3 separate regions of the Homo sapiens genome follow, and all the other regions are linked to region 3. A link is a loop called in an ENCODE intact Hi-C map of the cell type or tissue named here. Cell type or tissue: natural killer cell. All regions are shown on one strand. Region 1 has its middle 32 kb from the start of LINC02896. Region 2 overlaps LOC101929129 (a long non-coding RNA gene). Region 3 has its middle 120 kb from the start of LINC00593.

The links. Hi-C counts contacts between places; a loop is a spot of excess contacts. Peaks named below come from ENCODE experiments on the same cell type or tissue, not always from the same donor. Only the 100,000 strongest peaks of a DNase experiment are listed, where the experiment ranks them.
Region 1: it touches region 3 in a loop (2.7-fold over the local background); 2 of 110 quality-filtered maps call a loop at or near these places.
Region 2: a loop joins it to region 3, with 8 times the contacts of the local background. A loop is called at or near these places in 5 of 110 quality-filtered maps.

The regions. Positions count from the first base shown.
Region 1 is chr15:69,494,025-69,496,524 of GRCh38, forward strand. No RefSeq gene overlaps it. Among named protein-coding and RNA genes, the nearest start is that of LINC02896, 32 kb to the left of the region's middle. In natural killer cell, no CTCF peak of the experiment used is centred here; no DNase peak of the experiment used is centred here.
Region 2 is chr15:70,022,188-70,024,687 of GRCh38, forward strand. It overlaps LOC101929129 (a long non-coding RNA gene), which reads right to left. Exons shown (of 5, transcript XR_001751593.2): 1 at 2,440-2,500; 2 at 2,210-2,313. Among named protein-coding and RNA genes, the nearest start is that of MIR629, 56 kb to the right of the region's middle. RefSeq lists an enhancer at 916-1,085 and a cis regulatory region at 1,001. In natural killer cell, no CTCF peak of the experiment used is centred here; a DNase peak (open chromatin) is centred at 1,184; H3K27ac peaks cover 808 bases.
Region 3 is chr15:69,713,111-69,715,610 of GRCh38, forward strand. No RefSeq gene overlaps it. Among named protein-coding and RNA genes, the nearest start is that of LINC00593, 120 kb to the right of the region's middle. In natural killer cell, no CTCF peak of the experiment used is centred here; DNase peaks (open chromatin) are centred at 161 and 1,281; H3K27ac peaks cover 2,419 bases.

The DNA.
Region 1 (2,500 bases), 220 kb before region 3:
TTCAAAGCCTTAGCTTGTCCAGTGGAGGCAAGGTGGTTTGGCATCTTGTTTAGGAATGGGAAACATTTGGTAGCTTGTTCTTGGTCTCTAGAGTCTCAGCTAAAGCTAAGGTGGAGATAGTCCCATTTTAATATCCTGTTACACATTTTTCTAGACCATTACTTATTTTGTCTGTTTTCTAATTTATTGGCATACAGTTGTGCATAGTATTCTCCTGGGAGTTAAAAAATATCTACCGTAACTGCAGTTATATTGTCTTTATCATTCTGAATAGATGTGCCTTTTTTTTTTTTTTTTTTTTTTGAGGTGGAGTCTCACTCTGTTGCCCAGGCTGGAGTGCAGTGGCATGATCTCGGCTCACCACAACCTCCGCCTCCCGGGTTCAAGCGATTCTCCTGCCTCAGCCTCCCGAGTAGCTGGGATTACAGGTGTGGGCCACCATGCCCGGCTAATGTTTGTATTTTTAATAGAGATGGGGCTTCACTACGTTGGCCAGGCTGGTCTCGAACTCCTGACCTCATGATCTGCCCGCCTTGGCCTCCCAAAATGCTGGGATTACGGGCGTAAGCCACCATGCCCAGCCATATGGGCCTTTTCTATTTCTTTTTTGATCAAACTTGCCAGGGATTTGATTGTTAGTGTTTTCAGAGAACATTAAAAATTCTCTTTTGTTTCTTTGTATTCTAATTAATTAAATTTTCTTTCTTCTTTTTTACTCTCTGTCAAATAAATCATACATACAAAAGAGTGCATGAAAAGTATGTGTGTGCATGACAAATAATAATAAAATGGACAAGCATGTATCCATGGCTGAGTTTAAGAAATTGAGAGCCAGGATGTTGGAAGCCTCAAATGCATTACCCGTCTCACCCCAGTGCAGCCACTGTCCTGTCTGTTGTGTTAGCCATACCTTTTCTTTTTAGAAACATGTTTCACTTGTGTATGTATTGCTAAACAATAGTCCATTTTAGCATTTTTTAAAAAGAGTCCCAGGTGACCAAAGTGCAATTAATCAAAATCCTTACTTCATGGCATAATCTCATATTTGACCTACAAATGGACCCCCTTCTCTCTCCTCCCTTCCCTTCTTTCTTCTATCCATTTTTGTTCCCTTTCATATTTCTTCTTTTAATGTGATAAATACCTGTGAAGCTGGCATCTAACAAAAGCCAGTCCCTTCATAATAGCACATATTAAACTATAAGATGACTTTCTCAATTTGCGTAACTATCATCCTGAATTCTATGATATATTTTCTCAAAAAGCTTTTTTTTTTTTTTTTCCCCGAGGCAGAGTTGTTCTGTCACCCAGGCTGGAGTGCAGTGGTGTGATCTTAGCTCACTGCAACCTCCGCCTCCCAGGTTCAAGTGATTCTCCTGTCTCAGCCTCCCGAGTAGCTGGGATTAAAGGCACGCACCACCACACCCAGGTAATTTTTGTATTTTTAGTAGAGATGGGGTTTCACCATATTGGGCAGGCTGGTCTCGAACTCCTGACCTCAGGTGATCCACCTGCCTCGGCCTCCCAACGTGCTGGGATTACAAGTGTGAGCCACTGGATCCAGCCACAAAAAGCGTTTTTTCAATTTTAGTTTTTTAAACTTTATTAAGAAGATATGCTCTATGTCATCTTTGGAAATTTCTTTTTTCTTAATATTATCAAAGATATATCCACATTGTCAAGTTTACTATAATTAACTTTTTATTGTAGTAAAATATGCATAACATAAAATTTGCCATTCTGACCATTTTTAAGTGTATAATTATGTGTCATTAAGTACATTCACATTCTTGTGCTACCATCACCACCATCCATTTCAGAACTTATTTCATCTTCTCAAACAGAAACTCCAATCAATGTGTTTTGACTGTCGTACATAGTGAGAACACACCAGTTTATTTATTCTCCTGCTGATGAACAATAATTGGTGTTTCCAGGGTTTCGCTATTGTGAACTGTGCTGCTGTGATTATTCTGGTAATGTCTACTGCTGAACATGTGTTCATTGTTGAGTTTTAGGTATCTAAATGTTCAGCTGTAGGAGATAAAGTCACACGGTTTAAACAAAGTGGTTGTACCAATTGACACTCCCACCTGCACTGTGAAAGAGACACCATGAATCCACATCGTCACCAACACTTGGCTTCAACTGCTTGAAATTCTGCCAAATGCATGTAGAATGGCATCTCTTAGTGGCCTTGACTTGCATTTCTCTGATTCCTAGGGATGTTAAACATCTTTTCATATGTTTATTGGCTTTGTATGTTTTTTCTTCTGCAACTTACTTTTTAATGTCTTTGTCCATTTTTTTCTCTTGCATTGTTTGTGCTTTTCCTAACAAGTTGTGAGTTATTTCTGTGTTGCTCATTCTAATCTTTTGGCATTTTTATGTATCACAAATAGATTTCTCCAGTCTGTAACTTGTATTTTTTATTTTTCAAAGCGTATTTTGATAAATAAAAGTTCTTAACTTTAACATAATTCTCAATCTTTTTAAATAA
Region 2 (2,500 bases), 310 kb after region 3:
CTGCCACATGGATTTTAAAAAGCTGTCTAACACCCCAGCTCACCTTTGAATTCTTTCCTGAGTGAAGCCAAGAACCCTCCTGGGCTAAGCCCCAATTTTGGGTCTCACCTGCTCTGCATCAACTGAACTTTCCCACTTTATACACCCCTCCCTAGCAAGTAGAGAAAAAGGGATTTAGACCTCGTTCCATCTGACTCTCAGGTCTGTGTGCCAAACCACCACACAGAGAGGGCTGGCTCCTGCTGTAAGTATATCAGATAAAAAAGCTGATTTCTCCTCCTCTCCTAGATCTGTCTCTAAATGACCCTATTTCCAAGTATGCAGTGAACATGCATTTTGGAAAATGTCCTGTCAGACAGATGATGTGTTTCGGAGTTGAGAAAAAATAGAGATGAATGGATGGGGTCTGTGTAGGATAAAATGAGTCCTGCCTGTCAAAGCCTTGTGCTATCTTTAGGGACCCAGGACGCTCACCTGGGAAGAAGCAGTGAAAAACACCAGGAAATACACATTGTCCCCCTCTCTCCTGTCTGGATCCTTCAAGGCTAGTTCAAGTGACCTTTCTTCCAAGAAGTCTGCCCTGACTGTGCCAAACAGAACTGGGCTCCCAGGGCATATGTTTGCAAACTTCTTACAATGGGCAGATTTTTAAAGTTATTTATGTGCCTATGTACCCCTTCTCATAACTGAGTGTGAGCTCCTGGAAGCCCAGACTGTGTCTTAGGGCCAGCACAGTTCTGAGTATCAAGTAGGAGTGATGCAGCGCAGGCCAGCCCCAGACTGGGGCTTAGCCCATGAGAGTTCTTGTCTTCACCCAGGAAAGAATTCAAGGGCAAGTGGGTGGTAGGATAGAAGAAAACAGCTTTCTTGAAGCAGCAGTGTTACGCTCACATAGGCAGAGATTAGCAGCTCAGAGCAGTTCTGCAGTAATATTTATACCTACTTTTAATTGCATGTAGATGAAGGGGTGGTCAATGCAGAAATTTCAAAGGGAACTTCTGAGTCATCAGGTCATTGCCATGGGAAGGGGTAGTAACTCCTGGGTGTTGCCATGGCAATGGTAAACTGACATAACACACTGGTGGGCATGTCTTATGAAAGCTGCTTCCGCCTGGTCTCTCTCTTAGCTAGTCCTCAATTTGGTCCAGTGTCTGAGCCCTGCTTCTGGAGACAAGTCCCACCCCCTACTTCAGGAGTGCAGGAAATGCTTTCTGGTTTAACGTGACATCATTCAGTGCTAACCACACACTCTGTAAAGACAGCTCCTCCCAGGTTGGGTTCATCCTCTATTGTGACACACACACACACATAGCCCCAGGGCTCAATACAAATCTTTTTCCACCAAAGGGAGCTTCTTTCACCAAAATGTGGGGTGTTTGTTACGGGGCACACCGAGAAGCACAGTGGTCATGTAAACCTCGGGGAACCCAAGACACCAGTCATCACAAAAGACAGCCGAGAAGCTTGGTCTTGGCTGAGGTCCAGGCAAGAGTGAGAGGTGGAGGGAGCAGTGAGGGGTGGGATGGGGGGTGCTGGGAGGGGTGATGATTCCCTGAGAGGAGCCCAGTGGGAACCAAATGTGGGGATCTATGGGACAGCTGGGGTTGGCTTCAGAGAGCACTAGGCACCATAGAAATGGCAGCTTCACAGCTTCCTTCCTTACTCCAGCCAGGCACCGCTGCCTTGGCCCAGGCCTGTGGAATGTTCCAGAAGCTAAAATGCCCTTTGTCTGGGCCTTACCCTTCCCTGGAACACAATGGCTTGTGCTTGAAGGGCTCGGGGTTTGTGATTCCTCAAGTAAGCCAAAGAATCAACAGCTTCCGGGGCTGCCCCTCAGCGGCTCCTATCCACGGTTATTTTTAGTCGCATTTAATTTGGCAGCCAGGAGCACTTTTGATTTCACAATGATTAGTTAGAGCTTGTGTGTGCGCTGTTTTTCTTCTTACCACCCGCCTGTCTCCCCCAAGGGGACTGGGTGTTGTTTTGACTTTTATGTGTTACAATAAAAACTTTCATTGTAGCAAAATGTTTGCTCGTCAAAATTAGCTTGGTTAATTCCAAAGAATTGTTTCATCTTGGCTCCACAGACACGGGGGATCTTTTTTACAAGAGGAATTGGCCACCAGCCAGCTATCTCCGGGACAATTCCTCTATAGTGTTCATCCTCCTGGAATTTACCTTTAAAGAGGAAAGACCTGCCTTCACTTACCAAAGGAAAGCCGAATGCGTCCCCGGGTTCATGTGCTCCACAGCAGGGCAGGGAAAGCCAGCGACGAGTGTGGATTTGGTTGTGTTGATTTTAGAATCACAGGCCTGGAAGAAAGCCCCACAAAGAGACACATGTGAGGGTGTACACAGACACAGCTCACACAAGCACACACCCACAGGTGTCACACTCATGGCACGAATAGACACACGCTCACAAACACACAGACCCACGAGGGCAGGGCAGCTGACTCTGCATACACGGGAAGAGAGAGACGCAGAGGCCTGAGCGCCA
Region 3 (2,500 bases):
CTGTGCCTTTGGTATAGCTCCCTATACTCCCTGGAACCCTGCCATGTATTCATCACCCTCACTCTGGGATATGTGTACTACCCAGCAGGTCAAATACTTCCATTTCCTGAGCCTAGGGAGGAACTGGGCAAACAGTTAAGGGCTAAAGGGGCATAGTTCATAGTGAGGATCTGCTCAGTGTGGCTGAGCTGAAACAGGTCAGGAAGTTACAAGATTGCCTGATGTCACCCAGTAACTGTAAGACTAGAACTCTGGTCCCTAAGTCCTAGTTCAGCACACATTTCCACCTCCTCTGGGCCAGCTCCTGGGCAACAGAATATACTTGGTCATACTTCTTGCCTTGTCTGCCTACCTGGCACATTGCTGGGAAACAGGGCTTCTCTCTGGGAGCCCAACATTCTGGCAATCAAATATAAAGTATGACTTGTGCCCACCCCACTCCTCCCCACTACTGTGGCTGAAACGCTGTGATTCCCACACCTGGGCTCTCCCACTTGCCCTTTTGGATTTCTAGACAGGCAAGTGAGAAATATGTGATCTGTTTGGACTTGAGCAAGATATTTGGCAAGGTGTCTCATGCGCATCTCAAGGTGAAGAGTTAGGACTGGATGCTAGTGCAATTCAATAGATTAGGAACCGGTTAAAGGGCCATACCCAAATGGAATGGATAAATCTAACTACATCAGCCTAGATGAGGGTCTCTAGTGGCATGTCAAGGGACTCTGTCTTTGGCCATATCTTATTCAGCCCTTTTATCAATGACTGGAATGAAATAGGTGAGGGAAGGGTGAACATTTATTGAGAAACTCCTGTGTCAGCAACTATTGCCAATATTTTACAAAGCTTATTTATCTTATCCCTCACAGCCTGACTGTAAGAGAGGTTGTATTACCCTTTCACAGACCAGGAAATAAATATGTAACCAAGGGCAAGCAACTTGCCCAAGGTCTCACAGCAATTAATGCAATAAGATTTGGCATCCAGACTGGGATCTGAAGGCTGGGGCTCTGTGTCACATGTGGCACTAAACTGTCTTATCACCGAGGGGCAAGTGGGAAGGTCAGAGGGATGGACAATACCAGGAAGGTGAGAGGCAGGTCTGAAGAGGACTGAAATTAACACTGGGCCAAAATAACTGCACACCAAGATGCAAGGTGATAGAGACCTTTGCTCACACTGGGGCTCAGATGCTCACCAGACACACACAGGATGTGGGATACCTGGGTCAACAGCACAAGTGAAAAGGTGTTGGGTTTTTAGTTGACAGGAAGTTTCATATGAGTCAACGGTGGGATGTGGTAGCCAACAGAGCTAATGTCACCGTGGCCTCCACAAGTGGAGGTACAATGAACAGAGCGAGGGAGGAGCTACTCCTTAGTCAGCGTGTGCCCAGGAAATGGAGCTCAGACCTGGTGACCTCAGTGGAAGACAAGCATCGAAAACCCGCCGAGCTCTCGGAGGGCAGGGAAGAGGGGCTTCTTGCGGTTGCTGCTGCACATTCCTCTCCTCATTCTTTGTCATTCCCAAAATTACCAAAGCTTATTAATACCTTTCTGAGAAGTTATGGCCACTTCTTGATTTTTATGCTTTTGCCTTTCAAGCCCTAAGAATATGCTACTCATTCAGTTTTGAATTTTTATTAATGTAACTTGAGTGAATGCAGGGAGTCCTTGTGACCCAGTCTCTACATTAAGTTATAGTCAAAGAAGCACAATCCAATAACCAAAAGAAAGTAAGAGATTTTCAATCTTTATGCACATCTCTCAAAGGAATGAAAAGAATGAGACCTGCTTTTAGTTCTCTGTCTCATTTCCTTATGCTTCAAAAAACATCCACTCTACGAAACACTCCAAACTCTCCTATATCCAGTCAATCTCTTGTGCCATCTCCCTTTGGTTCTTCCATATCTCCATTATTTAGATGGGCTTAACATCTGTGTTTTCATTTTCTTTTCCTTTTTCTCCTCCTTGACTCCACTCTTCTTTAGTTTTCTTTCTAGTTTACTTCTGACCCAAATTCCTTTTTACAAAGGAGAAGTCAGGAACTGACCTAGCAAACCAGAATACTACCCCTTCCCTCCTGTCTCTGCAACACTGCCCATCTCTCCCCATCCTCCCCATCCTGGGAACCTGGATGGCCAAGATGGAACTCTTTTTTGAGAGCTGGGGGAGGAGAAATGGAGCAGGCAAGGAAGACAATTTTGGTGGTGGGTGGTAGCAAACATGGTGTTGGAAAAGATGGTGGGGAGGCTGGGAACACTCTACATACCAACCTTGTCCTCATCACATTAGCATGTGGGCACTGTGGGTGGAAGAGCCTGGCCACTCGTGCGTGACAAACTCCAACACAGACTGCCATGCAAGAGCTACTTGTTGTAGTGAATGGCAGCAAGGAGAGGCCCCTCCTTACCCCTGAGATCCCCATTGCCATGGATGGTTCATTTTCATTACCTTGCTGGTCTCCTTTTCTTTGCAGAGTTGACTGTTTCTGTAATAGCATA